Linked DNA regions of Homo sapiens: region 1 is linked to region 2. The links are chromatin loops, found by intact Hi-C in ENCODE. Cell type or tissue: HCT116. All regions are shown on one strand. Each heading gives the region's core, and the rest is flanking DNA. Links, peaks and the distances in the headings are about the cores only.

The links. Hi-C counts contacts between places; a loop is a spot of excess contacts. Peaks named below come from ENCODE experiments on the same cell type or tissue, not always from the same donor. Only the 100,000 strongest peaks of a DNase experiment are listed, where the experiment ranks them.
Region 1: it touches region 2 in a loop (9-fold over the local background); 7 of 110 quality-filtered maps call a loop at or near these places.

Annotation. Positions count from the first base shown.
Region 1 is chr20:20,400,192-20,417,093 of GRCh38, reverse strand. RALGAPA2 (Ral GTPase activating protein catalytic subunit alpha 2) reads left to right here. Exons shown (of 40, transcript NM_020343.4): 38 at 4,946-5,067. Among named protein-coding and RNA genes, the nearest start is that of INSM1, 41 kb to the right of the region's middle. RefSeq lists an enhancer at 5,883-6,517. In HCT116, for the core only: a CTCF peak has its summit at 9,002 (motif pointing right); a DNase peak (open chromatin) is centred at 8,993.
Region 2 is chr20:20,075,118-20,092,019 of GRCh38, reverse strand. It overlaps CFAP61 (cilia and flagella associated protein 61), which reads right to left. Exons shown (of 27, transcript NM_015585.4): 5 at 16,764-16,831; 6 at 16,405-16,531; 7 at 1,044-1,176. Among named protein-coding and RNA genes, the nearest start is that of CFAP61, 31 kb to the right of the region's middle. In HCT116, for the core only: a CTCF peak has its summit at 8,019 (motif pointing left); a DNase peak (open chromatin) is centred at 7,979; H3K27me3 peaks cover 1,122 bases.

The DNA of each region.
Region 1 (16,902 bases), core at 5,464-13,463, 320 kb before region 2:
CAGGTGGTTCTGAAACATGACATTCCCTCCTCTGCAGATCACTGCCATGGGAGTTAGAGTCATGAGAATGGCTAGCTCTGGGCTTGCTTGTGCCAGTGATTAGAGGCTGCATGAGTTCAGAAAGAAAACTGAGGTGGGTACGCAAACTGTTACAGCACACACACACTGATGTCAGGAGGCTGCCTGTGTCCGGGGCCACTTTGCCAGTCTGAGCGTCATGTCCACTCTTGGGAAATTTAGAGAAGGTTCAGGCAAGAAGGGTTTCAAGGGTTGAAAAAATACAGTCTGCAACATAGCCTCTTACAGACAGTTCTCTTTATTTCTTTGATAAAAGAAGCTTGATAGTGCTAAACAACAGTCAACAAACACATAGCCCGAATGAGTAAAAAGAAATTAAAATGGAATAATTGTTGTTTTGTTGTATTTTATAAAGTCAGCATGATCTGGGTATAGATGCAGCTTACACATACGCACTCAGGTTTACGTTGCGGGTTGGTTATTATAGCTCACGTATATTTAAGTCAGTTGATTTGTCTCATTTGGAGTTTAGTTCCCATCCTCACACATGATCTTGAACTTAACACCATTTATTCTAGAATTCAAGATATTAGATGAAAGCAGTAAAGGTTAGAGGACCTGGGCTGTAGCCTTAATTCCATTACTGTGTGACTGTGATTCAAGAAAATTTCTTGAACTCTCTGAGCTCTCATTACCTGATCAGTAAAATGGAGACCACAGGACTTCCCTGCTCATGAGGGTGTAGCCTAAAGGGGGTTTGCTTGCCATGGAGCCTGACACAGAACTCTCCTCCAGCTTACCTACTACATTCTTTCTGCAACAAAACCCTAGGCCCACATGGTAGAGGCAGGGAGGAGTCAATCCAGATTTATCATGCTTTTCTTTTTGTGCTGGAACCCAGGTAGATGCTTCATATATAGGATTCTATTTAATCTTCCCAGCCGTCCTGAGAACAGGCGTTGTTGTCCCCATTTTACATTTAGTAGGACAACTGAGGCTGGAGTCGGAACCACTTGCCTCAGCTGTCTCACATGTAAAATGGGGACATCAACACCTAGCAGGGAAAAGGGCAGCTGAGATTCAAACCCTGCCTTCCTTCCACCAAAATACAAGCTCCTTCCTGACTGTCATGCTGCTACTGTCATTTCTAAAACCTAAAACAAACAATAATGAGAGTAAAGTTGGGGGACAGGTTCAGATTCTCAGATTCTTACAGCTCTGCAGATTCAGCAGGGTGTGTCTTGAGAGTCTCGAGAAGTTCTCTTGGAAATTTTTGATAAAATGTAACCAGTAAAGGCGTATAACCTCTTTAGTAAAGTAGAGGAATATTATCCATTTTTTTATTTTTTATTCTAGAGACAGAATCTTGCTATGTTGCCCAGGCTGGACTCAAACTCTTGGGCTCAAGTGATCCTCCCACCTCAGCCTCCTGAGTCACTGGGACTACAGGCCTGTCTCTTAATCAAAATTCTTGATAAAAATTCATATGTGAAAATGTGAACAGAATGAGTGGCTAAAGAAACTGAGAAATGTCCAGAAGCCAAGATGGGTTTCTGGTCAGTAATTTGAATGTTCCCTGAATTGAGTAATCCAGGGGAAAACTGCTCTTTAAAAAAGTACTTTGTTGTGTGTGGCTTTTCATGAGATAATAATTCAGAACAGAATTAAAAGTTACACATTTGTTAGTAAACTTTTTAAGGGAACAAAAGGGCCATGGCTAGTATTGAAACAGGGATCGGATTGGTGACCTGGTGCCTCTTTCAGTGAAAGGTCTTTGACCGTCCAGGGATCAGCATTATTTCAGCATTCACTTAACATTTTAACATGTCTTACATGTGAAAAGCTTACAAGCATTTTGATGTCTAGATTATAAATGCCCTTTGTTATAGAAAGCAACCAGCATTGAAGCCCTAAGGATATTAGATAAGAAAATGTCAGATGATACTGCTCCAAATTGCCCTTGCAATTAATTCAGTTAAGATCCCAGCGCTGTGTTTTTTATGGCTACTAAAAGAAATGATTTTTGGCACCCACAAGCTCCTTGGCTGTTTCTAAACGCTGCCAGAGCTAAGGGGATATTTGTTTTCTCTTTGTCAGGGTGTTTACATGCCCTGGCTTGGGCCATGAGCGAAAATGTATTTGATGATCTCCTGGTCTCACCCCAATCCCTAATGGATGTTTGTCTAAATGACAGCACCCAGTTTAGCACTGTTAACACTCCAGTTAGTGGGCGGGAGAGTGTGGGCTGTGTGTGACAGTCGGGGGCATGCATGGCAGGGTCAGGAACCTTCTATGAAGGAAACACTTGCTCCTCCAGGATCCAGTTCTGGAAGCACCTTTATGTTTTCTGTCTCCTACTGCCTTAATTTAGGAGTCAGACCATAAATATTCATTGAATCAGAGAATCTCACAACTTCATTATTACTCCTCTAAATATAGTGCTGGACTTCCTCTAAGGTGCCCAGATCTCTCAGCCTTGACAAGGACAAGCTTATGACAAGAACAAGCTTATGATAGTGCCATCCAGGATTGGGACGGTGGGCTGCCGTCTGGGGTCAGTTCATCTGGTATTATGCAAAACGTCCCTTTGTAGGTTTGATCATGAGCTTGATTAACATAGCCAGCCACTTTCCAGATACGTGGCTTCCGCAGAGTAGTTAGCAAAATGCGCACGCATTTCCTTTTTGTTCACCATTGTCCCAAGCACTGTATGTGGATGTGTTGGACGCAGTGGGGCCTTTGAGGAAACAGCAGGACGATGCTAGGCAGAGCATGACAGGTCTTTAGAGGGACGTGCTTGCTCTAACCCAGGCCCACAAGCAGACGATGGACTGAAAGGGGGAGCCATGAATTGAGCGTTGACAGCGGGCCACGGCGGTCCAAAGGCTCAGGTGGTTGTCAGCCATAAGTTTAGCTCAGCTCTTTGAGTAATTTGTCACGCCTCGCTCAGCCCCTGCTGGGCCAGCACGTGCCAGCTTAGTGTCAGAGTGCCTGTTCGCCAGACGGCCACTCAGGCCTAACGTCCTGCTGTTCCCCGGACCAGCGGCTTGCTGGGGCCATGCACGGAGGGCCGAGCCGTGGCGACAGCCAAGTGCTGTGCAGAATAAGTGTGTTCATAATGAGACGTGAATGGCATTAGTGGGTCCCTCTAGAATTGGGCCTGAGCAGGCGCCTCTCGCTGAGGAAGTTTGGCAGCCTGTTCATTAAGGCGAGTCACCAGGAGTTCAGCCCACAGTCAAGAAGCCAGTTCAGGCTCATGCTGCCCAGGCCTTGGGCGGTTGTGCCCATCTATATAAAAGATCATAAATCATTAGAGGGGCCACTTTGGAAATCTTCAAACACATTTTCCTTGCTTGAGGTTGTATAGAACAAACTTACGGAGAAATTCTGGCAGCACGCTGTCCAGTAGTGCTTTCCACGGTGACAGGCACATCCTGTATCTGTGCGATCCAGTATAGAACCCCTAGCCACGTGCGGCTATTGAGTGCTTAAAATATAGCAAGGTGGGGGGAGGGGCAAAGCAACTGAATTTTAGCTCTTTACTTTAATTAATTCAGATTTAAAATGAGATATCCACGTGTGGCTTGTGGCTACTGTATGGGATAGCACAGCCCTAGAATGCCTCTGGTCTCCTCACGGTATGAAAATTATCCTCTGAATATAACTGAAGGAGTAGGGAGAGGAAGAGCCTGCATTTAGAGATCGGTGTGCACACTTTGCCATAAGAAAGCAGAAAAGTATTTGACCATTTAAAAACACGTGCTGTCTTGAAGGCTGATTGAAAGGACATAATTGTCACCAACTTGTATTTTTAAAGAGGCCATTTTGAAAAGATAGTTTGAAAATGTAGTGAGAAATGCTAGAGTTACTTTTCCTCTTCTGGAGCTGCCAATAATAAACTGATGGTGATCCGCATTCCCTGTGTTCCCGGAGAATTAGCATGATTTTCAAAACGACTGAAACATGTCTTTTAACTTTTGCATTGATAATGAGGAAGGGGAAAATGAGACGTCATGCGGACTTCCCCAAGTGTTAATTCATAACGTCGTATGTGCAGTGCCTCCATCCATTGTGGGATTGTTCTGACGTTATCCTGTTATTGGAAGTGCATGATTCACCTTCTAAGGAAACAGAAGCCACACACAAAAGGGGAAGATTTGCTTTCTGCCCTGTGAAAGCCTGCCACACGCAGGGGTCCTATTAAGACAGCTGGAAAGTTGCTTCAGTGTGTTACGCTTGTAAGTTTTATTGGTGACTGGTTTTTGATTACACATTTGAATGCTGTGTGTTCCAGACTGCAGTTTTAATTAAAAGGCAGTAGTCTTTTTTTTTTAAATTGCACTGTGCACTCTTGGTAGATTCTCTCACATAGTAGTTCTTATTTTCCAATGTTCACAGCTTGTCTTGGTTAGAGGCTCTGATGCCCCCTCAGAATCTATCTTCCTAGCCTTCTCTCTTCCCAGTAACTTGCATCTTCTTATTTTTAAGAAGCGTCTGCACTGTCGTATCACCAAGTTGCTTGAAGTATCAACTCATATGTCAGTAGGCTAAGAATGTTTTATCCACTGAAATAGGATGTAAAAGATCTACCACTGTCAGTGGAAAGAGATGCTATTGCAATCAGTATCTCCTGTTTTTGTTTAAATCGACCCTAATGATCTTATGATGTTATTCTGTAACTGTTGCTTTACATGTTTTTTAGTGTTATTAGTATTTAATGCAATTAAAGTCTAAGAGAAACTTAGGTCTCAAAACCAGAATTTGGGTATGAATTATGACTAATACTTAATTTTCTGCAAGATGGTAAAGAACCTGCAGGATACTTTTTTACACAGAAAAAATTGCACAACGGTATTAAAAGTGAATTCTGTCACTGCTCTGCATGCCACTTTGCACGTGCACTTGTTTCCTTAACCGATTACCGCAGCTATGAAGAGCGAGCTCTGTATCTCGAAGCAATAATTCAGAACCACCGCGAAGTAATGACATTCGAGGATTTCGCAGCCCAAGTCTTTTCTCCCTCTCCCAGCTACTCCCTCAGCGGAACGGGTGAGTGTCTACATTATTCTTCTCTCACGCGCTTAAGACGCATTCGAGCAGCAGATGTACACCTGTTTTTCACAGATAAATGCTTTGCAAATTTAAGAAGAGCATTCTCCCTCTGAATCAACTAATGAATATCAAAAGGAATGATGACATTCATTTTAATTTGTTTTGTATTCGAGCTGTTCACTCAGTTCCTTTCTTCAGCTATCCTGTTAACCTTCAAATCTAGCAAGGTTAATGAACTTTTTCTCAGTAATGTGCTCCGGTTCATTCAGGAGTGTGGGTTTCTTGCTGAGCTGGGAATATGCTGTTTAAAAGCGATGCCCGAATCAGTGCTTACTTATCAAAAAAGAGTTCCTCACAGTGGAAGCCGTTGCTACTAATGCTAAATGGGGATTATGCTGCCGAGATTCGAAGGTCAGGGATTAATGCAGGAGACATGGAAGGACAGTGTCCCGGGGTCCATCATTACAGCAGTGCAGTGTGCGTGTCTCTCTGGAGTGGTTTGTGTCATGTGGACAAGCCGCCGACCGGAGCAGCACCTGGTGTGGAACCCGTTTAGAAACTAGCTTACAATAATTTTCATTTATTAGGGCCAGTGGAAAATTGTGAAAGTTTCCATAGATTTCCTTGTTTTTAGGTTTTTATTCTTTTTATATTTCCAGTTTGGGGGGAAAAATACATGTATTGCCACTTAAACAGATTATGTGATTACTGTGTGTTTCTTTCAAATAATAGAATTATTACTTGTAAATTTCTGCATATAATTACAGATTAATTGCCTTTCAGAGAATAAATGGGATATTTAGCCAATGCATGTTGAGATTCTCAGTGAGGAGCTTCCTTCTTCTTCCACTGCTTTAAATGAAACTGTTAGAGTGCTTAATAGATTTCTAACCTGTGTCAATTGTCTCTGAACACTGCCTTACTTCTCCTATTCTGACTTGTTAACAAATATCTTATACACAAAGTGAAAAAAAATTAAATCCAGTGAAATAAATCACTTACAAATAAAATCAGCCATGCATCATTGTTTAACATCGCTGGCCTCAATCCTTGCCTCTCAGAGCTTTGTTGGGAGATAAGAGGGAGAGGCACGCACTTGCGCAGGGAGCCAGGAGCAGCAGGCAGAAGGCTTGGGAGATAAGCAGGCTGGCAGAGGTGCAGGAGCAGCGTGATTTGCATAATCACGCCTCTGCTTCCTGGTGAGGCGTCAAGGAACACTGGGATGGCCTCTATTGATCTTTGTTGAACTGGAATACTAAGCAACATGAGAAAAGCTTATAACTTAAAGCTTTGATTAATGTTTCTTACATTAAAAAAGTGGAACAGCTGTGAATTGAATTCTTTTATACACTCTGCCAACATTCTATCTAAGACAAAAACAAATTCGTTTCAAGGGAAATGAAGATTTCATACTCGGTCTGGCTAGAGATTTTAAATCGTTTCTAATTTTTCAGTGAAAGAACATGAGGGATCTGTAGCAAAGCTAATTTTAAAAAGATCTCATTCAGCTTTTTCCCACCCTCATGAGATTATTCCCCTCTTCGTGAGGACTTGATTTTTCAGTGCAGGTTGTTTTTTGTTTTTTGTTTGTTTGTTTAACTCTTGAGAAAGCTTTTTACTTCTTAAAATTAAACACGTAAATAATAACTAGATGTTTTCATTCCTTAACTGTTACATTCTTAAGATTATTAAGATATTATCAAAATGAATAATGATGGACTTTGTTTTCTATGTATATTTTAGCCTCTGTATAAACTAATTTGATCTTTTCCAAACATCCATAATTATTTAAACCAATAGAAATGAGTGAGATTCTAGGAGCAATTTGAGTTTTTAAGAACTCTACTTGGAGAGGATTGTCAATAGGCTTCTTCAAGAACGTCATATTTTTGAAAATTGCTTAGCAGAATGAAGATTCTGACAGCATGTGAGGGTGGGCATTGGAACTCTTCTAAAAGGAACGTGAAACCAAACATGGAATATCAAGACAAATGCTACTCCCTCCGCTTTTCAAATTATTAACATCAGTATTACATTTCATAGTGTTCATGGTTTAAGGAATTCAGTGTTGAGTGGGAAACATTTTTATACGTCTATCATGCCTATCCTTAAGTGTGATTTTTAAGTCTAGGCATAATGTTCTGTTTTAATTCTTTGCATATCTTCTCATAACGCTGAGTAGGAATGAACTAGATATAATCTTGATTTGAACTGAAATGTGGGGCAGTACAATGAGGACAGAGCATTTCAGCACCATAGACAAGCACGTTTTCGGAAGCATCTTCTAGCTTACATACTGGCTTCGCTTTTGAGGAATCCCTGTCCACTATCTGTTACTACTTCTACAGATGAAAACATTTGTCATTTGTTTACACTGTTATGTTCTTGGGACAAGGGCGATCAAACCCAGATGAGCCAGCCAGCTTAAACTAAGAAATTGAGGTGAAGTCTGTTCTTCCAAGCAACAAGCCAACTGGAAAAATTGACCCTGAGCGGCTTAAGCTCCCACAGTGCACTTAGGACCCAATCAGACCATCTCTGGCCCTCAGTGTCATCAAAGCAGGGCCTTGGGCTTGGGCTCACATGCGTATGCACAATCTGAGGAATTAGGGGCTCCTAGGTTTTCTTTGTATCCTCACCACCAGGACTTTATTATTAATGAAGAGGGAGCATCACCTGAACACTGCATTCATTCTGCACTGTATTGGTAGCAGCAAGCCAGAAAGCAGCATGCAGCCCCCACTTCTAGAGGGAAAGCCCCAAAATCAGCCTTTAAGTCTGAAGTAAAAGTGGGAGATGCACTCGGTGGGAATGGCCTGTGCCTGAAGCTTCCACTGTTGGAAAATGCCCTCTGCTTCTGACTCTCCCCATCCAGGTGCTGTTACCCATCCGCCCAACAAGCCCTGCGGGGGTGGGTTGGCCAGGTGAACAGGCTTGCGTTCAGGATGCGCCGTCAACCACACATGGTGGTGTAGCTGCTAATATATGAGCGCTCGGCATTTTTCAAAGAGCTTTCAAAACAAAATCTATTTTCCTAATGAGAAAATATTTTTAAAGACCATCGTATCTACCTTGTATCTATTCCATCCATTACTTGTATTGATAACACCTGACATGTAAAGATATTTCAACTACTTTTTTACCTAGCACTATAGTTTACCTTCCTTTTTTGACCAGCATTAAATAATCTAAAATGTAGCCAGTATTAAAATATTGGTTGCAATTAACATATATATGTTTTATGTATAAATACATTTATATACACATATACATTTCTCTCTCACACACACACACATATTGGGGTGGGGGACTAAATTTGTGCTTTCAATCATATCACCAAGAAAGAGGGACCGGCAGAGAGGCCTTGAAAGGGTTAACTGGAATGGGCACCCTCGACTGCTGGGAGGGACTGATGTAATCACTGCAGCTCACAGCCAAGTGCATCTGTTCACCATGAGGTCATTCTTCTGCATGCTAATGATTTGGAAAATCAAGTCTAGTGTTTGACATTATCAGAAAAGATATAAATAGTGTAAATCTTTGCTTTTTAGAAGTTGCTCTTATAAAAGAGAAAAAAAGGAACTTTACATTGGACCTGAGATTTTTTTCAGAACTGCCTTAAAGATTGTGTCTGGATCTAAAAATTTTGGAGGAATCCACTTGTGTCTGTTGATCAATCAATCCCCAGATCACTATTACGGTCACAGCTAGCAATCTGGTAGCCAAGGGCTACAGGTATGTCTCATTTAATATCTAATTTTAAGAATTTCCAAGTGCCTTTGTCAGAAGTTGATAGATTTTTCTCAAAGAATGTTCAAAACCAAGTTAAATGAGTGGTTCTTCTCGGAATACCCAAACTGACTTGTGTTTGCTGAAGATGCCAATACTACGTATGGTTCCTTTCTGCTTCAATATTGCTATAGAGAGCCAGCAGAGGGAGCACAGGTCTTTGTTTATTTGTTAGCCCTGCATAAACACAGCATTTGATTTCTCCAAGATATGGTCAGAAATACTTCCTCCTTTATGATAGGCTGGATTGTCAAGGCTCCAGGATTTAGAACAAGTGGGAGAAAATTCCTCACTATGCTTCATCAGAGTCTGCCACTTTTAATGTAGGTCGTATTTGGAGCTTAAACCAGATTAGTCTGAGTCGGTCTTAGGATGCCACTGCCATTCCTGCTACTGCACAAAACTGCAAACTTTCATCTTTCACACAATTGCTTGGATGCCCTCGTGGAAAGGGTTATTATTGCCACTTACCTAATGAAAAAGACTTCTGTAGCTTTTCTTCTACAACACAGTCGTTATGTTAAGTTTGCAGAACCTTTGCCAGAAGACTCTGCCTGGTGTCACTGAGTCATTTTGGTGGCCAATAAAATCTTCTCCTAAAACTGCAGATGGAGGCACTTATGTTACACATTCGCCCCAAAGCAAATCTGAGATGTAGACACTACACAAACTCCTCTTAGAACTCACCAGCCTTTGCCCAGAGGGATATGGCTACACCCAGCTTTTGCTTGCTAAGGCCTCCGCGCCATATGCAGCTCGTCATTCCGCATGCAGTCCTGACAGGCAGTCTTCCTTGGCCGTTTCACTGGGCAGTTAATAATCAAGTTAATTCCCAGAAACAGCACAAGTAAATCCTAACCCAAACCACCAAAAAGAGTTTCCCCGCTCATTGAAAGGATAGTCATGTGACAGACTCATCACATTCATATTCATTCCCTCCCTGTTAAAGTGGTCTTAATACGGTTTTAATTAATAGTGCTTCTTTTGAATTGTATGTGTTCAGCTTCCCCATAACTTTGCTGAAGCCAGCAAAGAACATCATAGAATGTTGAACTAGAAGGGACTTCAGGAAAGATCATGTCTAACCCTGTCACATTAATTTGGAGCAAGCTGAAGACCAACCCAGGAAGGGACCACCGAAGGTCATGGGCAAGTTGGAATCAGTGCCAACTCAATCTTCACCTCCCCATTTCACATGGAAATGCCAGCCCTGTGCCCACCCTATAGTGATAATCCCATAATCAGAGCCGTAGCTACCAGCTCTTTATTCATACTAAAGGCCAGAGTCAAATTTTACTCTATTCAGATAATACAGAAGTTTTCCCTTTTGGTCTCACTCTGTCGCCCAGGCCTGGATTGCATTGGTGTGAGCACAGCCCACTGCATCCTTCCCGTCCCAGGCTCGAGCAATCCTCTAGCCTCAGCCTCCTGAGTAGCTGGAACTACAGGCATAAGCCACCACATGCAGCTAATTTCTGTATTTCTTATAGAGACAGGGGTTCACCATGTTACCCAGGCTGGTCTTGAACTCCTGGGTTCAAGCGATCTGCCCACCTCAGCCTCCCAAAGTACTAGGATTACAGGTGTGTGCCACTGCACCTGACCCAAAAGTTTTCCTTAAATACAAACTATCTTATATGACCATCTATTCAATAACTCAGCCATCCCACTCAGCACCCTCAGCACACTTGGCTGTAGCTGGCCAAAGTGTTGCCACATGTCCTACAGACAACTGCCTTGGACAGATGTTTCTTCTACCCCCATAATCCCTTCTGGACACAGCCCAAGTCTTCCTTCCCTCATAACCGGCTTGATTCTGACCACTTTTGCTTTGATTTTTTTCCAATTTAAGATGTATTCTTCTTGGAAAGATGGTACAACATTGATAGAAAGTTTTTTTTACCAGCTATCATTCCATCACCAAGACCCAGTGGGATTCAATTCTGGCTTCACATTGGAATCCCCTGTGAAGCTGTAAAGATACCGATGCTTGAGTCCCTCCACTAGATTCGGATTTATTGGTCTGGGGTGTGACCTGAGCATGGAATTTTAAAAAAGAAAAAAAAGAAAAAACTGAGGGTATTTTAACGTGCAGGCAGGACTGAGAACCACTGCCCTAAATCCTCTCTGAAATATTTAGGCCTTAATTTTAGTGCCATCCGACTTGTGGTTACATATATCTTGATTTTCCTTAGCATATGTAAGCCTTTATCCTGCGTGTGTGTCTCCTCTCCATAATGGACTGTAAATTCTTTAGAGACTGGTACATGGGATTTCTTTCCTACATGCAACAGGAGTGAATAGAAAGGAGGACAGAAAGGAATCAGGCTGTTGCTTTAAGCAGCACAGGTGTGTCTCTAGACCACAGATGTGTGGGCCTGATGCAAGATGCAGAGCAAACACTCGTAATTATGTTTCATCTGTCCCCTCCTTCCCAGTCTCTTAGTGAAAGTGGGCCACCGACAAGAAATCTGATAAGAAGCCGGTGTGGAGAAAGGCAGGGGAAGTCAGGAGCCAGCGAATCCACAGACCGAGTAACTGAAACTTGATTCGAGGTGCTTTCGTAGATGGTCTCGAGGGTTTTAAAGGGAATTATCGATCACCTTGTTTAGCACCACTTTAGGCTTCGTGCTTCTTCATCCCTTTGTTCTTTTAAAACTTTTTTACTCTCCTCAGTGTCAGCTCTGGAAGAGATGAGACAAGCATTCTTTTCATTTGCTTGGCTAGGAAAGTGCCACTGCTACCTGTCAGATGTTACCATCTCTGACGTGGTCCTTGTTGCCCCTGGAGGCTGCCACTGAGCAGGACTGTGCAGGGCACTTCAGGCAACACAAACTAAGGCTCTGGGAATCTCATGCAGGCCTGTGTCTCTCCTTCCCTTGTGAAGCTTGAAGTCTTATTGGAGAAAAGCAGACACTCGTGAGCCACACACAAAAAAAATGGCTATTTATTAATAAGCTCAGATAAGTTTCCTCCAAACTATAACCACATGTCAAAAAGATAGCCAGCCAGTGGTTTAGGCCAGTTGGGTTGAGATTTCCCTGAGATGGACCATGCCATTTGCCTTGTCAACTTGAGGAGAATGAAAACTTGCCTCGTTTGTATTAGATATTCTACTAAGCATCCTGCCAGTTGGTTTGGAACTTCCCCACATTGCCTAATGTCTGAGAACTGGAAGGCCCATGGACAAAAATAAAAAGATAGAGGATAGTAAATGTGAGAAGAGCAGAGAGAAAGAAACCACATGTTTCAGAGCCACTGCGGGGACAGTGACACTCCTGACAACCCTGGGGCTGGTGCTGGGAGTATTCATAGGTTCCCAGAATAAGAAGCGGCCTGAGATCATTCATTTTGAAGTGTGACCTTGCACTGAATCTGTTCCCTTGGCAGAACTCTGAAGGTGCGGTTTTTCTGTGAAATGCTGCGTTAGGTTCTGGGTTCCCAGTCCTTACAGAGTTTTAAGTGCAGGTGGCATCTTCCTCCTGCCTGACTGCTAATTACAGCTCAGGGGACGCTTTAGCAGTTGCCAAGAGATGGCTGGCAGGTACCAGGAATTTTTCTCAGAGACAATTTTTGGAAATAACTCTTAATTAAAGCTTATTTGAAATAACCTTGAGAATGTATTTCAGAAGAACCTGAAGCTCCCGACACCCCGGGTTCACATTCCTTGTGAATCGTGACTGGCCCTCAAGTCCTCCTGGCTCAGCAGGTGGTGCATGCACAACCTCAGCTGCTGAGGGGCCTCCTAGAAGACTCAGTGGTTTTGCTCAAATTCCTGTTTAGGAACAGCCAAACCAAAGCAGAGGCCAAATGGAACCTCTCTTATTCGCAGTTAAGTCTTCTGACAGAAAGAAGAAAGAATATTTTGTACTACCCTTTTCCAGGAAGATATAGGATGATAACAGGAACTAAACCTGCCGGTTCCTTTTTGCCCATTAGCCTTTAAAGTCCCTCAAACAGCAGAAGGAATAAAATCCCTTAAAAATGGGAAACATGCCCATCCATTTGAAATAAGTAACTTTACATATTTACAGCATTGATGTGGCCAAATTCACTTCTCAGTACACAAGAAACCTAGTAGCATCACAGTAGACAATGCCGAGAAAGAATAGGGAAAACCCTATTCTATTTTGTGGCCACTTCAAGAATATGAGACAATAAAATCCAGATGCATAGAGGACACGTTCCACCTACCTGTGCCCCCACGCAGAGGCTCCTCTTGCCTTTCCCGCAGCACTCAGCTGTGACCTGTGGTGGGAACCAGTGGCCTCCACCATCCCAGCATCTGTCTTCTCCTGTGTGGGATTGTGTGATCTGTGAGATTGCCTGAGGATATGGAAAAGGAATCATGGGTATGGCTTGGGAAGGTTCCACTCCCCCATACCCCTAATCTCAGGCAAAACAGGAAGTGTGCACACCTTGCCTTGCCAGTGCTGCTGAATGTGTATGGGTAGACTCTGCAGTCAGCGTGCATCCCAGAGCCCACGTGCAGTCATTAGGGAAGCCCTGCTCCCTAGCTACATCCCTAGGGTGCAGAGAAGCAGCTGGAGAAACAGCGCAACTCCAGTTAGCACCACAGCCTCCAGGTAACATCTGGGCATGCAGCTTCGTGAGGCTGGGCGCTCCGGACCAGGGTGACAGTCGCTGACCCAACAGCATCACATGTGAGAGTCCCAGAGGAAATAGATCACCACGGAGAAGGAAGGAGGAGGCCAGAAGTGGAAATCTGTAGCCCGCTAGGCTGACTCTGCTCTTTCTCCCACTTACCCAAAGCTAGCAACTTGCCAGAGGCCAAATTGAGATATTAAAACTCAGGTCCACTTAAGACCCGGGGACACAGAGGGATGCACCTTTGCTACAATTTAAGTAGATGCGAACTGCAGCTTCACTCCTCAGAGCATCTCATAAAGCCCACGAAAGTGGGTTTTCAGACATTCATCCCATAAATGTTTACCAAACACTGAATATGCCAGTTGCAGAGATGGGCAAGACAGACAGCAGCCCTTCCTTCACTGGAGGCTCACCTTCCAGACGGGAAAGGAGACGGCAGTGTCTGCTCTCAGGAGCTGAAGAGTACTGAGGAGAAAAGACAACAGGGAAAGAGCCTTGGGAGTGCCACTGAGAAAATCCAACACACCTGGGGTGGGGGCGCACTTTAAAATAGGGGGTCAGAGAAGGCCTCCCTGAAAAGGCGGCGTGTGAGAAATGACAAGGAAGGAGGGGCAGGAAAGAGCAGGTGGAAGGGCCTGAGGCAGGGACTTTCCTGGCACAATCAAGGAACAAGGAGCCCAGCCTCCTTAGAGCTGAGTGAGCCAGGGTGGGCAGGAAGAACAGGAAGGTCAGAGTGGCCTTACGGGCAGAGGGCAAGACCTTGGCTCTTGCTCTGGTGAGATGGGCAGCACACAAAGATGTGAAGCAGCAGAGTGCTGTGATATGACTCTTCCACGAAGGTCAGTCAGGCTTCAGTGGGGAGGGTGCACTGTGGGGATGGGGGACAACTTCCATGACAGTTTACTCGCCATGTATTCCCATCTCTGGGCACGCAACAGGTATGTCATATGTGTCTGGTGAATGAACAGATGTTATGCTTATACAATAGGTGTTCTGCCTGAACATTCCCTGGGGGGCACTAGAGGGGCCCTCAGCGGTGCCCCCTCACTCCAGCACCACAGAACATAGCCCCTGTCCTGGATTGCCCAGACAGGCAGAACGTGGAGCTCAGCCACGTGTCCCGCCCTGCCCTCAAGACCCTGCAGATCCCTGTAAGTTCCAGTGGTCATGAGCACGCGTGTGCGTGAAGAATCGCGCAGATGGCCATCCCCACTACACAGAAAGTGATTCAAGAGACTTTAAACAACTCAGTGACACAGAAGGGCAAGGATGGGAGGCAAGGCTCCCTAGCTTTTTTTACTCTTACAAAAATGGTCTCCAGGACTCTCTGTGAACTGTCACCATTCTTTATGTACATGTAGAGATTTGCAGTTTACTGCACACTTTCCCCAGAGTCCCCCCTCCCATGGGGCAAGATTTCTCTGACAGTTGAGGAATGGAGGCAGGCTGGTTTTTCCATCACCAGGTGGCTGGTCATGTCCAGACCAGAGCTCGAGCACTTAGGCCTCTCCATTCTCAGACAGGACTCATTGCTCCACCCTACAGCCCCGCTGCCTCTCCGTGCCTGCTGTGGGGGACCCACCCACAGGAATGAACAACCCAGTGGGGGAGAGGAGCCCTTCTTCAGTGGCAATGGCAAAATGTCCCTCCCTGAAGGCAGAAAGGACTGTTTTCTAGAATGTATGGCCTGTACAATTTATACAGTGGCAAAGACCATGCCACTTTGGCACGGATAACTGAGAAATTTAGCTAAAGGGTTGCCTACTTTGCAATTCAAAAGGAGCACCACAGAAATAATTCACATATAGGAAGTATCTTAATTATGGGCCAAAATTCCTTTCTGGGGACAAGACAGTTTTTATCGGTAAAACTACCAGACATTTCCATTGCTTCTGCAATGTTTCCTCAGACACCTCACACAAATACCTAGAACTCACTGTCCTCCCACAGTCATCATGGATCTAACTGCTACATTTTCTTGAGCTGTTGATTATTAGGGAAACTTTTAAAAAATAGTCCTGAGTGGCACACACACTCCCAGTGTATCTTGGGACAAATCACACAGTAATCCCACCTCACTGCCCCGGTCACTCCTGAGTTGTTTTAAGACAGATCAATTCAAGTTAGAATAAGCTTGGGAGACACCCTGGAAGGGAAAACAAGTCACTGAAAAGCAGTGTGCCAGCAGTGGGTTGGCCCTATTTGCTTTGAGGGTGGTGTGAGGTTTGGGGGGTGGCACAGCAGGAGAGGTGCTGGTGGCATCTACAGAACCTCACAGCTGCCCTCATTCCCCTGCTTGCCTGGGTGCCCCAGGGGATTTTTCTTCTAAAATCTTGGAGCCACTTCTGTTGTGTCACTTTTGGAATCATGGGAATAGTAGTGCCACCCAGACCACCTTCTATTCCATTTTGCCATTTTAAAAACCAGCTTATTGAGATCTAATTCACATACTGTGCAGTTCAACCACATGAAGTATACAAGTCGATGTTTTTGGTCTATTCATTAGGTTATGCAACCATTACCACAATCAAATTCTATAACATTTCATCCCCCCTTTTAAACAGCCTGCTGATAGGCAATCCCACTTCTCCCCGCCCACTCCTCAACTCTAAATAACCACAAATCCACTTTTTGTGTCTATGGACCTGCCCATTCTGGACATTTCATATAAATAAAATCATCCCATATGTGGTCTTTGGTGGCTGACTTCTTTCTTTTAGCATATTCTCAAGGTGCCTCCATGTGTAGCCCATATCGGTATTCCATTTCTTTTTATTGCCAAATATTCTGCTGTACGGATAGACCACATTTTATTGGTCCATTCACCAGTTGATGGACATTCGGGCTGTTTCCACTTTTGGTCACTGTGAATATTGCTGCTGTGAATGTTCGGGTCCTCTGTGGCCACTCACTCATGTGAATTCAGTCTGGTAAAGTACACAGACTTCCCATGGCTAAGATGCAGCGGAAATCTTGGTGTTTATGTTCCATGAGAGTGAGAGAGTCTGGAAACATTTCTTTATGATGGCCTAACAAGAAAGTTGACACCAAGATATTAATTTTAAATTTATAATTTAGTTTAATTTAGTCATAGAGCCACACACAAGTACATTATAGTCATGGGAGAGAAAGAAAAAAATGCCAGGAAAATTTTTTTTACCAATGATCCACCTGCTCACTTAGCCCCTGCACGGGAGCAGCACGTATACAGGCACACGCTCCATGCACTTTCCCTTCCTCCCTCCCTTCCTGTCCAGCTGTCCCAGCTTTCGGCTTCTGAACCAAGGGTGATGGGCAAGACCAACAACCAGAAAGAGGAAGCCAAACCCAGAGTCAGAGCCAGGGCCAGGACACAGCCACTGCTGCTGGATTGGAAATACTGGAAGCCATCCTTGGGCCATTTGGAGATGTTAATTAGGCTGGCTAATTCCC
Region 2 (16,902 bases), core at 4,952-12,951:
ATGAAGTCTGTAGATTAGATAAAAGAATTGCAGGAACTAGCTGGGCACGGTGGCTCACGCCTGTAATCCCAGCACTTTGGGAGGCCAAGGCGGGCGGATCACCTGAGGTCAGGAGTTCACCTCAGGTCAGCCTGGCCAACATGGTGAAACCCCGTCTCTACTAAAAATACAAAAGTTAGCTGGGCGTGGTGGCGCACACCTGTAATCCCAGCTACTAGGGAGGCTGAGGCAGGAGAATTGCTTGAACCCGAGAGGCGGAGGTTGCAGTGAGCCGAGATCATGACAGTGCACTCCAGTCTGGGTGACAGAGCAAGGCTCCATCTCAAAAAATAATAATAATAATAATAATTACAGGAATCATAATTACTTGGCTTTGATCATTGTATTGCAGTTATCTAAGAGAGTGTCCTTGTTTTTAGGAAATATACATTGAAATACTTACAGGTAAAGGGGCATTATGTATGCAACTTACTCTCAAATGGTTCAGAATATACATGAGAGAGAGAGAGAGAGCCAGCAAGAGAGAAAAAGAGAGAGAGAGAGGGAATTAGAAAGGTTGAACAAGAGAATGATAAAACAAATGGGGTTGGATGTTAACATTTGGGGAATCTGGGTAGTTATAAACTTTCTTTAAGTGTGAAACTATGTCAAAACAAAAAGTTAAAAAAAATACCTTTCCAACTCAAACAAAATCCATCTGCCAGCAGAACGCTGGTTTGTGACTTCTGAAGTCTGAGATTTGGGGATCCTCAGAAATCCCCCTACGCACCCCTGGGGGGTCTTTTCCATTCCCTCTCACTCTAGGGACAAGGCAAGAATCTACAGCATCGTGGGCATCTGGAAGGACCTCGCAAAAGACAACCTAAAGCCAGTAACCCAGGGGAGGAAGCTGGCCTGGTGCACCACCTGGAAGGGCAGTGGGAGGGCCGGGGTGGCCAGGGAGACAATGGCAGCTCCAGGGGTGCCCAGCAACGCAAGAGCAACACCACTCACATCCCTCCTTCCTCTCACTAAGTGTGTTCCCACATGAATCAGTCACTGACCTCACACACAACAGCATGATTCTCTTCATCTTGGGCCTCTATTAGTTCGGCCAGGAAGTATTCACCGTAAGTTTCCTTCAGAATTGTGTCATAGCGCATAAATATTGGCATGAGATCGTCATGGTCTTCCACCCTGTTTAATAGAAAGGCTGAAGTTCAGTGTTCGTTCACTCATTTTTTTCCTTCAACAGGGCACCAACTGTGTGCCAGACCCTGTTCTAAGTGCCGGGGCTAGAGCAACACTCATGATATCAACTTTCCTTCTTTTTTTTTTTTTTTTTTTTTTTTGAGAGGGAGTCTCACTCTGTTGCCAGACTGGAATGCAGTGGCGTGATCTCGGCTCATTGCAACCTCTGCTTCCCGGGTTCAAGCGATTCTCCTGCCTCAGCCTCCCGAGTAGGTGGGACTATAGGCATGCACCACCACGCCCAGCTAATTTTTGTATTTTTAGTAGAGATAGGGTTTCACCATGTTGGCCAGGATGGTTTCTATCTCTTGACCTCATGATCTGCCTGCCTCGGCCTCCCAGAGTGCTGGGATTACAAATGTGAGCTGCCACGCCTGGCCTGAACTTTCCTTCTAATAGGAGAAACAGACAATAAAGATGTAACCAATTTAGACAATTCTAAACATTTCAAATAATGATACATGCTTTGGGATAGAGAGTGAGAGGGTCAAGTGGTCAGGGAGGACCTCTATGAGGAGGGTCATCTGAGCTGAGAGCTGAATGAACAGAAAGGGAAGAAGCTATGTTGAAACCTAGAAGTGGAACATTGCAGGCAGAGGGAACACAGTTGGCATGTGTGGGTGTGGGATGCAGGGAAGCACTTGTCATGGGCCAAAGGACAAGAGACTAGGGGCAGCACTTCCCAAGGATGTTCTAAGAAACACCACTATGATATTGTCCCGAGCATCCTCTCAGCCCAAAGAATTCCAATGCCTAAAAACAGTAACCACTATAAGTCCCTTCCTGTTTCATAGTTACATATTAAAGACTCTGAGAAGCACTACAGTAAAGAATATTTAACCTTGTTTATGCATTTTTCAAACACTGGCCCATGGCATCCTTTATTCCTGAGATGCCTCTGCACTTGCCATGGAGGGGAAGGCTGGTGAAGTGATGGAGCACTGCTCACCCTCCTGGGGACATCCACTCCGCTTCCATTCTCAGGACCCTCTACAGAGACCTTGACAACTAGTCTGGCACAGGGGGCGGTGGCAGGTGGGAACAAAAACCAGATTTATTGCAGCTTGGGGAGGCTAGCTCCTGTGTTCCATCTTGCTGCAGGATTTAACACTCCTTTCTTCTTTTTAGCACATTCTTGGGTAAGTTTAGTGCTCTTTTTTACCTGTGTGGGATGTTCTTATACTTTGCTTTTTTTTTTTTTTCTCTGATACTCTTTCTGTAAAAATGTTTCAGCATTGTGTTATTTTTTTCTAGTATATCTGCTTTGGCTACTAATGTCTATTTCCTCCCCCTAGCTTTACTATGCTACCATCTTCATCATCCCATTTTATCTTCTAGTATGTTCTCTTTGACGTTAATAGCAGCTCCATCTACTGAGTGATCAGTATATATATATATATATAAAGCTCAGGGCTTTATCCAGATGATTTCTGCTACTGTGTTTCTCACAGTGATCCCAGGAGGGTGGCACTGCCATTTTCACTTTGCAGAGGGAGGAGAGCAAGGCCCATGGGGATGAGGAAATGCTTTGCCTGAGATGACAGAAATAGTTGGCAGCAGAGCCGTGATATGAGCTCTGGTCTAGTGACTTAAGCCCTGCCTTCACACTCTGCTAAGCTGACAATGCACTTCAAAATCTTCCTTTATTTTGACTCTTCTTTTGAACATTTGTAGCTGGAAGCAAAAGAGTTGAGAGGGGAGTCCTTGGCTAGGGGCCAGAGGTTATCGTCCTGCCAGCCCTGCCACCATTCCTCCTGCGCCCTGCAGGAACGAATCCCCTGATCCTGCCACAGCTGCACTTCCTAAGTCTAAATGCTTTAAACTGAATGACCGCATGCACTCTGGATGAAAATCTTCACCCTGCTCCCAGGATGAAACCTTTGCCTCTGCTGACACAAGTGTAACGGTTGAAATGATGCTGGTTTTTCATTAAAAACAGTAAGTATCTTGATGGAAGAACTACACAGTTGAAAAGCCAGGTCTCTGGTCTATAAAACTTCAGAGGGAAGGAGGGAGCCAGCCAACAAGACCACGGTACAAGGAGGAAAAAACACACACAGAAGATGACAACTCGGGATGGGAGGGACCATCACCATGACTCCACAGGTTGAATCTTCTTGTTAACCTCTTGATATGGTTTGGCTGTGTCCCCACCCAAATCTCATCTTGAATTGTAGTTCCCATAATCCCCACATGTCATGGGAGGAAGCTGGTGGGAGGTAATTGAATCATGGGGGTGACTGCCCCCATGCTATTCTCATGATAGTGAGAAGGTTCTCAGGAGATATGATGGTTTTATAAGGGGCCTCCCCTTTCACTCGGCTCTCATTGTTCTTTCTTGCTGCCTTGTGAAGAAAGATGTGTTTGCTTCCCCTTCCACCATGATTGTAAGTTTCCTGATGCCTCCCCAGCGCTGCAGAACTGTGAGTCAATTAAACCTCTTTCCTTCATAAATAGTCTAGTCTCAGGTATGTCCTTATAGTAGTGTGAGAATGGACTAATACACCTCTTGTCAAAACTCTCTGGAAGGAGAGACAGCAAAGGGTCCTTAACCAGGCAACCAGATCCTTTGTTTTTTAAAACTGTCAACCTGGCCCTGATGTCATCACCACCAAACAGTCTTATTCCATGATGCAAGGGCATCAGCAGGAATTTCTAGTGATGAGGCTAAAACAGGAAGCCAGAAACAAATGTCAACCATTTTTTGAATGGGTATGACTGTACTACTGATGCTGCAGTCATTTTTCAAGCTATTTCAGCCCTGCAATAATTTACAAAAGGTAGGGCCTTGACCACTTGTCCATCTATTTCTGCATGTGATCACTGAGCATTATCGGTGGTCACCTGTGGCCCAGTGGACTGAGGCGCCACCATAAATGCATTAAGTCTTATGGTGCTCTTGAAGAGATTAGAAAAAAAAAAATGATACAGCATAGTGGTCACAGCCTGAGCGGGGGAGCCAGGCTGCCTGGGTCTGGATCCTGCTTCTGCCCAGCTGTGACCTTGGGTACTTTACCTCTCTATGTTACCGTGTGTGCATCTGTCACAAAAATAGCAAACGTTAAAAAAGGGTTATGTGCAATGTTATTGTTATTATCATTATTACTTAGGCAGGAGAAACCAAAAAGAACTGAAGAATTTCTACAGTCAGTGGGTGGAATAAGAGAGTTTCTTACTACAGAAGCTTGAATCACTGCACTCACTTCCCATTGACTACTGTAAGGAGAAACTCTGTCATTCCATCCACCATCACTAATCTTCTTAAAACCCTGCTTTCTTCATCTTACTTTAAAACTTTTACATGCAGCCATAAGAAATAATGAAATCATGTCCTTTGCAGCAACATGGTTGCAGCTGAAGGTCATTACCCTAAGTGAATTAATGCAGGAACAAAAAAACAAATACTGCATGTTTTCACTTATAAGTAGGAGCTAAACAATGGGCACTCAGGGACATAAAGATGGTAACGATAGACACTGGGGACTTCTAGGGAGGGGAGAGAAGGAGCAGGGTATGGGTTGAAAAACTGTTGAGTACTATGCTCAGTACCTGGGTGATGGGATCAATTGTACCCCAAATCTCAGCATCATGCAATATACCCGGGTAACAAACCTGCACATGTACCCCCTAAATCTAAAATAAAAATTGAAATTATTTTTTTAAAACTCCACTTTTGCAAGCTCCCCACTGTTTCTGGGATGGGCACAAAATTCTTTGCCTGCATCTTTCCACCCTAGTCACCAATAATGATACAAGTTGATTTACTTATTGTCTCTAGAAGGAGACTTCACCATCTTCCCTCCTTCCCACCTCTATTTCTAGCCAGTGCTCTGATCCCCTTGCCTATCCCCAATTCCAGCATCCTCCAAAGCTCATCTCCACCCTACACCCTCCGGTGACTCTTCTCTCCCAACTTCCCTTCCCAGGAACCCAATGATGGGATCATCACTGGATATATATTGTCCAGTTCTGGTGCTAATTCTTACGGCCAAGGTGTGGCATCTTCCCAACCACGGAAAATGCTCTTTAGGGACACAGAAGGAATTCTGTAGCAGTTCTTTAGCATGTAACCCAGCAGCAATAGCCAACGTGAACTGGGCCCTTACCTTGTGCTGAGACCTTGCCAAGGGTCCCATTTACACTGACAGCAGTGAAGGGCAGAATTTTTATGCCCAAGGGGCAGCGTCTGGGCAGTCTGAACCTATGGTCCCATGCTGGTGGCATCACAGCCCCTCTACTTAGCCTTCTGACTCTACTGACTAAGAAACCGGCAAAGTCCATAAAAAATGATGAGTTCATGTCCTTTGTAGGGACATGGATGAAGCTGGAAACCATCATTCTCAGCAAACTATCTCAAGGACAAAAAAACCAAACACTGCATGTTCTCACTCATAGGTGGGAATTGAACAATGAGAACACATGGACACAGGAAGGGGAACATCACACTCCAGGGACTGTTGTGGGGTGGGGGGAGGGGGGAGGGATAGCATTAGGAGATATACCTAATACTAAATGATGAGTTAATGGGTGCAGCACACCAGTATGGCACATGTACACACATGTAACAAACCTGCACATTGTGCACATGTACCCTAAAACTTAAAGTATAATAATAATAAAATTTGAAAGAAAAAAAAAAAAGAAACTGGCAAAGTCACTTCAATGCTAAGACTTGGTTTTCTCATGTACAAAAAACAGGTAGGGACAAGAATAGCTGCAAGACACAGATGACGCACTAAAGCCTGCTCTCTGGGGCACACTAAGTCCTTAGCAAGTGTTTGTTCTCCACGTGAGCCCTCAGAACCTTGGCAGAAAAAGCCTAGAACATTCCAGGAACAACTCACTTCCCCACTTAACCTGCCAAAAGGGCATTGCTAATAAGAGGTGGTGGCTTTTCTCTGTAAAAAAGAGTCCTTGATGATATTGGCTAAGAATAATTTGTAAAAAATTCTAGGAGAGAGTAGTCAACAAATCCATTTTCAAACGTTTTGCCAAAAATAAAAGGTTGCATCAATATTTATTAACAGACATTTTAAATAATGGAAAAATAATTCAATAACCTAATCATTTAAGTGAATGAAGACAGCAATCACACACAATCAACTGTGCACCATAGGCTTTTAAATATACGATGGACACAGAAATATTACTCTGTAGCTATAAACATCAGGAATAAAGGTTCCGAAAGACCCAGAGCCCTAGGCCTGCTCATGAACCTCAGCAGCCCGTTAACAAAGTTATCCATAATCATACCTCAACACGAATTCTTCTGGGAAAAATAGAAAAACATCCAAATCTTGGAGTTCTGAAGAGGCTCTCTCTTAAGCCCTTTCCCAAAATGGATAAAGAGGAACTTGTTCTGCTAAATGCATTCCTTGGGGTAATTGATAATTTATGATCTTGCATCAGCCCGAGTGCTAATGATAAAGTATGACATCAGCCTCACATAGTCTCAAATGGCATATGACAAAGTCCAGCCCCACAGAAACAAAACACCCCAGCTATGGAAAACAACTCATGCAGTCAAATGTTTCAACGTGACTGTTCTGAGGCAATGAGCGCTGCCTGTCAAAGTCAGGATGCAAGGAGAGCCACTGTGAATTTGGCACCGCAGCGTCACATGCCCTGGCACTGACAGGCCGCACAGTGTTCCAGTGGCGATGAAGATGCGGAGTTTATAGATCAGCACAGAGTGCAACGGAAATAGTACAATTCTCTGAGCGAAAAGCAAAGTTACTTTATATCTTCCATTCTGAATGTGTCTTGGAGGGGGCAGCAATGTGCTTGTTAACGTCATCAATTATACAATATTTTATTTTAACTTCCCTGGAGGAAACAAAAGGTCCACCTCATAAACACTTATCAATCTCTCAGACACCCAGATTTCCATCAGACTCTGAAAACTGTGCCATGTGAAATGGAGTTGAACACACACCTTAAGGAAATCAACCCCCTTTCAGGACACCCTACTTGGGAAATGGGTGTCTTCTAAGTCCACAGCTAGAAATGAGCCGGTAGCTCTCACTGGCTTCCTGGAAGGTGGGGAGAAGTGAGGACAAACTCCCTCAGCACTTCCACCAGTCGGTTAGCTGAGCTTGCTAGGAGCACCGCGACATCCAGAACATGCAGAACTCTCCCTCGCAGCCTGATGGGTCTCTGGGTGACACGCAGATCCTGACATTGCTTCATCACCTCCACAGCCTGGCTGCTGCACTACATGATTACGGCCCCAGAGGAAAACCTGCAGGCCTGCTTCCCTCGAGTCTGAGAGGTGTGCATCACTTCCCTGCCAGCACAGAAACCACTGCAAATGCACAGATGGAAAACTCACACTTAAGGACTGGAGTGACAGCAGCAGCAGCAGCAGCAGCAGCAGCAGCAGCAGCAGGCCACCTCCGCATCCAGAATCCTGGCACAGCCTCCTCATTCCTGTCTGATGATATTCTCCATATCCAGAGAGGATTTGTATTTAAAGCTGGACTTTAAAATGTACAGTTGTAAAATGTACAACTGAATGTTGTCACTTCAAACACCATAAATATATTTCTTCAAACCTGTGTGTGTGTGTATTTTAAGAAACCAGTGAATTAAGAAAACAAGTCATAGAAAATCTAATTTAGTGGTAGTGATAGAGAATGCAGTGTGTTCTAGTTAAGCCAACTTTTTACCATGAACACCATCTCAACATGGGGTAGGAGAACCTAAGATCGGCGTCAACTAGATTTTTCTTTCACTTCAGGTATGCAAAACCAAGCACCCTTTTTCTTTTCAAGATCTCTTGTGACCTCTAGTGGTCTTCTTTAAGAAAATCAAATCTATCATTTCTAAACTCCATATAGTATTCCACTGTAGAACTTCCAAATGGGTTTTGGAGTCATTTAGCTTCTAGTCCTTGGAAAATGTCATGATTTTAAAAATTATGAAGGGTTTTAAGCTCAAATTTGTCATGTGCTTTTCAAAGCACATCTGATCTAAACGTCCATCCTGGGCTAGTATGGCTCCAGCTGGACTTGGCTCCACCATAGACTTGGTGGTCACTTACCAGTCTTATTCATGAAGATTGTTGGGGGAAATCTGTAATTGCCCTATCCCTTCTTTTGGAATGCTTTAGGATATTCATAATTATTCATATGAAATTGCTCAGAAGTCAAGTTTAAGTGGATTTCTAAAAAGCATGACATGGGACTATCAAATGTTTCATTAAAATGATTGCCTTAAGAGTTAAAAGTTTGTAATTACAAACCACCCATCTTAAATCTTAAAGAATGTTTTTTTCATCTATTTTATTTCTTTTAATTTCAATAGTTTTGGGAATACAGGTGGTTTTTAGTCAAATGGATGAGTTCCTTAGTAGTGAATTCTGAGATTTTAGTGCACCCATCACCTGAGCAGTGTACACTGTACCCAATAGGTTGGATTTTATTCCTCACCCCCTCCGAACCTCCCCCTCCCCAGCCCCCACGGTCCACTATGTCACTCTGTATGCCTTTGTGTCCTCATAGCTTAGCTCCCACTTACAAGTGAGAACATACGGTATTTGGTTTTCCATTCCTGAGTTACTTCACTTAGAATAATGGCCTCCAGCTTCATCCAAGGTGCAACAAAAGACATTATTTTGTTCATTTTTATGGCTGAGTAGTATTCCACGGTGTATGAATATCACATTTCCTTTAACCACTCATTGGTCGATGGGCACTTAGGTTGGTTCCATATCCTTGCAATTGTAAATTGTGCTGCTATAAACGTGTGTATACATGTATCTTTTTCATATAATAACTTATTTTCCTTTGTGTAGATTCCCAGTAGTGGGATTGCTGGATTGAGTGGTAGCTCTACTTTTAGTTCTTTAAGGAATCTCCACACTGTTTTCCATAGTGGTTGTACTAGTTTACATTCCCACCAGCAGCGTAAAAGTGTTCTTTTTCACCACATCCATGCCAACATCTGCTGTTTTTTGACTTTTAAATTATGGCCATCCTTGCAGGAGTAAGGTAGTAGTATCTCACTGTGGTTTAATTTGCATTTCCCTGATGATTAGAGATTTTTCATCTATTTTAAAAAGCAACAAGGTTGAGCCAATTTAATCAACCATTGTTATCAACAAAGAAGCAATACTCCACTAAGGAAACCAGTTATTTCACAACATTGTTTGAAAGCACATAATCCTTTCCTTGGCCAAGTCTCCTCCCAGCCCCAGGAGGACTTGAAAAAGACAGGTTTTCCCCCAGAAAAAGAGCATGCCAGTAGTTTCTAAATCTGAACACATCTCAAATCCACCATGGATGATTAATTAAGCCCACTGTAGATTTTAGAGGTGTGTCCAGAAGTAGCTATGCTTTATTTCAGATAGTATGAAAAGTACAGAACAGTAACTTCACTAATTACTGTCTAAGTAGATGGGCAGATTACAGCATAATTTTCCACATGGGTAAATCAAAGAAACAGGACAGGGGATTACAGTGTTAATTCATTGGTTTTGAATGTGTCACTAGCCAAATGGCTGAAGGATAATTACATCCCCAAACCCTTCACTGGTTCAGTGTCTTACGAATTGTGTTCTTCACCATTAACTATCAGTGCAAGTAACTATCGTTGAAACGGATGTCAAAAAATACATGTGAGGGAAATAAGAGAAAGGAGGCAACCTAAGAGGCACACAGCCACGCCCATTTGATGTTCTGTAAAGTCTCCATTTTTCTAGCGTTGTTAAGGAGGGAGGTAGTCCACACAACTGCAATCTCCAGATACATGAAATTCTGTGCCTGCAAGTATCAAAACTCGAATCTGAACATGTGGATAGAGGGCTTTCTAAAATGTGCCACACTCTCTACCTTCTGCAGGCAAAGGCACTGACTGCCATACTGTCACCATTTCCACACGAATTCACTACTGTCCACTTATCTTCTAATAAACATCCCTTCCTCACTGCAAAGTACCCACTGTCACCTCTTTGCTATCATTCCTCTTGTGTTTTGCTTCTTTCAGATTTTCTATGGGCACATCAGGGGCTGTATGTGCAAGACCTCAGGTTAAGGTATCCAGGTTTATTTCAAGTTTTGTGAACCTTGTCCACTGAAGGTTATAGTCCATAGCACTCAAGTTTTCAAGAGAAAAATGGAAGAAAAGAAGGAAGGGGTGTAGGAAAGGAGGCAGAAAGGGAGACCAAACCATAACCATCTGTTACCAAATGCTTACTGGGAGCCTGGCACTGGGCTGAGCACATCCCACATCTTTTCTCCTGCACCCTGCATCCTGAGTGACAAGTAGGCTATTAGCGAGTAAATTAACAGACAATACCTTACTAAAAAGTGAAAGGAATAGGGAATTTTTGAATGGGCTGCTTCTATACATGTCATTTTCAGTGTTGGATTTATATACAAGTTTTCTATTACAATAATCCCTTGCTGAATAACTAAGTTGAAAGTCCTTAATTAAGCCCTACATACCTCCAGAAAATGATAATTCCCAAGATACAAATCGGGTATCCTGACTAAAACTTAAGAAAATACTTTTAGAAATTTGCCTTTGTCAGTTGTAAGTAACTCATATCTATCCCCTGCCCAATCCTTTGGAATTGTCTAGAATTGCCTACTTTGTAGGAACATGTTTAATCATCTGGTAGGATGATAGCTTAACTGGAAGTTACTTTAAATTCAAGTATTTTATTCATTTAAAATGGAACCTGTAAAATGGCACTCAAACTCTCACAGATTTAGACAAATGCAATTTAAAGCAACAAAATACTATTTTGGTCTAACAGGGAACCTTTTTTCTTTTCTTTTTTTTTTTGAGATGGAGTCTTGCTCTGTCGCCAGGCTGGAGTACAATGGCACAATCTCGGATCACTGCAACCTCCGCCTCCCAGGTTCAAGAGATTCTCCTGCCTCAGCCTCCCGAGTAGCTGGGACTACAGATGCATGCCACCACGCCCAGTTAATTTTTGTATTTTTAGAAGAGACGGGGTTTCACCATGTTGGCCAAGATGGTCTCAATCTCTTGACCTCGTGATCTGCCTGCCTCAGCCTCCCAAAGTGCTGGGATTACAGGTGTGAACCACTGTGCCCGGCCAGGAAACAGTTTTAATAACTGAAAATACTCAGCACTGATGAAGATGTAAGGAAACAACTCTATTTGGTCAGAATATAAATGGATATGATATTTACGTTGAATAATTTGGTGGCATCTATTTTTAAATCTTAGAATTTGCAAACATCTGGGTATTTCCTACACCAAATTCCACATTTAGTTATCTGTTGTACACTACTATATATGAATGCTGGATGATATATGTACAATGCTGTTTACTACAGTATTATTTTTTATAGAAAAAGTGGTAAATTTTTTACAGGAAACAACTTAAATTAAATTTCCATAAATAAGCAAGAGCTAAATGAATTGTATTAGAGCTACATGATGGTTAGGCCATCATGGACCAGGCACCATCAGAAAAGAAAGAAATTGATCTCTAAAGATGATAAATGATGAGATGCTATGTTAAGTGAAAAATATAATTAACAGAACATATGATCATGGAGATATATATAGGTATATATGTAGAGAGAGTGCATGTATGCCACTATACTTGTGTGTGTATAGTTACATACACAGAAAAATGAAAGAATAACTTTTACTTTTAAGTTTTATGATTTGAAACTAGAATTCATTTTATTAAATAAACCCATCTCCCCAAAAAATTAGTAAATGGCATAAAAAATGAGAGATTTTAAAATGAATATAAAAGTGTAACAATTGTTACACTACTTACAAGATCCTAAGTAATTAATTTGTGGAGATTCTTGTAATTTAAAAACTGAAGGTAATATTTCTTTAAAAAATATAATTTCCTGAAGGACAGGAGGGTCTATTTGCCTCCCCTGACACTAACAAGAGACACTTTATAAATCAGGAATAAAAATTTGAAAGACATGAGAGAACCAATTAAAAATGTCATTTCATACACAAAATTCCATTTCTTCAGACTGCCTTTGGCTTGCATTAGTATTTGTATCATTATCAAAGGGTTTTATAAAGAGAGGATTATTTAGCTATTAATAAAAAGAAAGTAATGAAAGATCATTTTATATGAGGAATTTTCTTCTCTCAAACTAAATTAGGTAGATAATATGTATCTGAAGTTCATCTGCTTCTTGGTGAACTTCGTTAAGAGACATGCTGCCCCGCTCTCAGAATGCAAATAAAATGCTCCACGTGGATAGGAAAAACGGGATCACATTACACTGTTTGCATAATGTTCAGCATCTGCAGGTAGGTTTCTGGCCTCCCTCTCTCTGCTTCCCTTCAACACAAAACTTCTCTGAAGAGCAGTGACTTTCTCCAGCAAAAAGGAAAAAAAAAATAGCACTGACTACTCCTTTGCTTTCATTTCCTTACCTCCCATTTATTCCGCTCACTGCAATTTGGCCTCTCCTGTGAAACTCTGCCCTTCAAGGAGTGACAAGACCACACCCCAAACCAAGAGTTCAGAAGTAGGGCACTGGTTACTGAGTGGCAAGGTTGGCACAGAGGAGTCAAAGGGATGAGCTTGAGAGAAAACTGAGGACTAGGTCCTGAGGAAGGCAGAGTTCAGAGTCATGAGAACAAGAGAAAAAGAGGAGAAAAAGAGCAAATCAGGCTGTGGGTTGGGGAGAGGCCAATGTCTGGGCAGGAGGGCCCCCTTCCTCTCACCCAAAGTTCATCTGATTTTTCTTTAATAGATACGGAAGCATCCAAGTTACCTATTTTTTCTTAAATGAGTTTTGGTAATTTGTGTTCCTAAAGTAGTTGGCCCATTTTTATCTAAATTGTTAGATTTATCGACATTGAGTTATCTGTAATGTCCCCATATTAATCTTTCAATGCCTGTAGGATCTGTAAGTGATACCACCTCTTTCATTCCTGATACTGGCAATTTGTCTTTTTTCTTGGTCAGTTTGGCTGGAAGTATCAGTTTTATTCATCCTATCTGTGCCTTTTTAAATTGCCAAATCTAATGGCTTCTCTTTTACTTAAATAATTTCATTTCCCTGCATCTTTTGCCACTTTATGAGTCTTAATTTCTTCTGTATTCCTCTCCCTCTCTTCTAGTTTTCATTATTCATAGCTCATTTTCATCTTTCAAAGTTCTGCCCTGGTCCTGTGCTTTTTCACTGTGCAATCTCCCCCTCAGCAAGACAATCTCCTTCATTTCATGATCTCCCCACTTACTGACAAACTGACAACTCACAAATGTGTATCTCAAACCTGGCTTCTCCCTCTGTTTCTATTTCCTACCTTCTCCTGTCCATTTAAATCTATTATTTCTACTTTCAGTTAATGAAAGCACCATTTCCCCTAAACTTGAAAACCCTGAATTACCATAAACTCCTCATCCCTCAACTCCTCCATCCAACTGGTAGCCAAGCGCTACTCTCTAACATGTCTCTCTGTATCTATGCACCTGACCTGATCCTTTCCCTACCACGTAACCAAAAATAAAATTCTAAGCTCCCCCAAACCAATGGAATGGACTCCTCCTCTCAGCCAAGGGTATTCTAACATAAACCTGAAATACCAGTTCAGCGCATGATGGGATTGGGTGGTCGGTCATGCCTCATTATACTTTCCCTTTGGAATTTAGGAACATTTGACCAGGATTAACATGAAAACAGAGATCTTAAGAATGACAGAACAGACTCTTTGTAGGAATAAGATACAAACATGACAGCAGGGCAGGCCCTGAAATAAACTGAAGTTTTTTACCCCAAAATATATTTCTTTGACATACTTTGAAATGACCCTGCAAAACTGTCTCTTCGGAGAAAATTCTACATTCTGTGGTGAATCCCCTTCCTTTCCAGGCATTTTTCCTGATCCAAGAGAGAATTAACTAAGAGTCAGGCATATTTTTAAGTCTGATAAAAAAGATTTACAATCTATTCTCTCTGAAGCCTGCTACCTGGAGGCCTCATCTGCACAATAAGAACCTCTGTCTCCACAACCCCTATCTTAACCCAGACACTCCCTCATATTGATTCCAGGTCTTTAGATAAACCCTTTCAATCAACTGCCAATCAGAAAATCTTTGAATCCGCCTATGACCTGGAAGGCTCTTCTCTGCTTTGAGTTGTCCTGTCTTTCCAGACTGAACCAATGCACATCTTACATTTATTGATTTGTGTCTTATATCTCCCTAAAATGTATAAAACCAAGCTGTAGCCCAACCACTTCAGGCACATGTTCTCAGGACCTCCTGGGGCTGTGTCAAAGCCCTGGTCACTTGTATTTGGCTCAGAATAAACCTCTTCAAACATTTTACAGAGTCTGACTCTTGCTGTCAACAACCTGGATCTCTGTGACCTGTCGCTGCTAGAATTCCAGCCTGTGTCATGATCTCCATGATCTTGGTTTCTATCTCTATCTGATTCCTATCTCTGTGGATGCTTTTCACCCATTTTGTATATCACAAAAGTGTAATCAGCAGTACTGTATATGCTTTTCTAAGTCTGCCTTCACTCAGCATAAACCTTCTGAGATTGATTCATGCTACTATATGTAAATGGTTCATTCCACTGAATTGCTGAGTAGCATCCACTGTATGGATGTACCACAGTTTATAAGGGTAAACAACATTAACTGGTGGATGGACATTTAGAGGGGTTTTTTTGGGCGGAGGAGCAGTTGTAATGAAGCTGTCTTCATCTCTGTCTGTGCATCCCGCTTCTCAGCTACCAACATGACAGTTAACTGAAGATGAGTCTCTCCCCACCACTTAACTCTAAGCCCCTTTGTCATAATAATATTTAATATTTATTGGGCCCTTACATGTGGCAGGAAGTGTGCTAAGTGCTTGATGTTCATTAGCTCACAATCATCACAATCTTGTGCTGTAGACAATACGCTTACACCCACTGACAGAGGGAACTTACACCCCCGCAGATGTCACGTTCCTTTTGTAAGTTAACCCACCTCGTGAGCAGGAGAGCCAAGATCAGAATCCAGATCTATCCGATGCCAGCATTACAAACTCTTAACAACGATGCCATACCACTGCTACATGCCTGGTAAATCATAGGCTCTTACTTTTATAAAGTTTTTAAAACTTTTAAAATACTTTTCTAAAGAAAGTCAGCATTCCTCAAACACAGCAATGGCTGATCCCAAAAGATACAATTTATTCTTCACTGATAAGCCAAGCAACCACCTCTGTGAGATGATTTCATAATGCACTCTTATTTCCAAACAGCCACTCTACATTGCTCATGGTTTTGTGAGTCAGAACTCTGGCAGGGCTCAGCTGGGCATCCTCACTTGGGGTCTGTCATGTGGCTGCGATCAGATGTCAGCTGTGCTGTAGATATATGGGGCTCTCCTGGGCTGGGTGTCCACAATGGCTCATTCACACCACAGGCAGTGGAAGCTAACTGTCAGCGGGAGCCCAGCTGGGGCTGTCAACCACCCCTCCCCTTGCGAACATGTGGCTTCTCCAGACTTCTTACATATGGCTGGCTTCCTCCAGAGCAAGCATCCTGAGAGAGCCAGGCAGAAGCTTCCCAGCCTCACAAGTCCCAGAGCATCCCTTTGGCCACGGTCTACTGGTCAAAGCAGTCACAACCCACCCAGCTTCAGGAAGAGAGGACGGAGCGCCCAAGGCTTGAAGAGAGGAGTGGCAAAGTCACATCAAAGAGTAGCCTGCGGGGTGGAAAGTAGTGTGGCAGCCATCTTTGGAAAACACTGCCACAGCCATCTCCCTAAGACTGCTGGACTTGGGGCACCTGATGGTAGAGACCTTCAATTTGGAAAACCCCTCTTTGGGGTCAACAGCATCCTCATTCACTGAATGTCAGAAAATAGGTGGGTTTTACCGAGAAAACTGAATAGGCAGGTTCATTTTTAAGCTTGTTTTATTTGAAAGTTATCTTACTGGTGTGGGACCTAGGATTGTGTGTTTTCAGAAACCCCTAAGGAGTCAATGAATAATGTTATAGCCACATAGAACCAAATGAGTATCATCAGATAGTCCTGCAAATAATGTCATTAAGGGGAACTATAAAGATATCCAAATGAAGTAATGCTTATGAGTATTGTAAAAAATTTTGATCTAAGCTATAGTCACTTAGCATTGGTAGTTTAAAGAGTCTTGGGAAGATGACTGTCCCAGTGAAGCTTAGGTCACACAAGGCATGACTCCAACTGTACCTGGCTTTGCGAACGTGCAGCTGAGGATAGTGGCTGTGCCTGTGACATATATGCACTGCAAAGTCTTCCTCATACGTCAGACACGGGATGTTCCCCACTTGGTCAAAAACAGTTATGAGAGTTGAGCCTAAATCACAGAGATAAAGAAACATGTCCTTATTTATCAAGAAATAAATTTGGGATGTCAGAACAAAATGTAGTTTCCATTCTAAATTGTGCTTAATTGTTCTAATAAAATATGCACATGGTACATTGAGGACCTGGAGACCACTCTTATTTCTCATTCCCCAAAGCACCATTCTGGGAGTGAATTTTCAATGTTTGCTACCGGGGACCAGAGGTGGTTGGGCGGGCCTTACCTAGGCTCATGTAGGATGGCACGATGAGAAATATGAAGTGCAGCTCTGGCACTGCCTTATACACGGTTCTGGTGAGGAAAGAGAGGGTGGGGCAGTGTTACTAACAAAGCAATCCCATCAGCTGGCACTTGATGAAGAC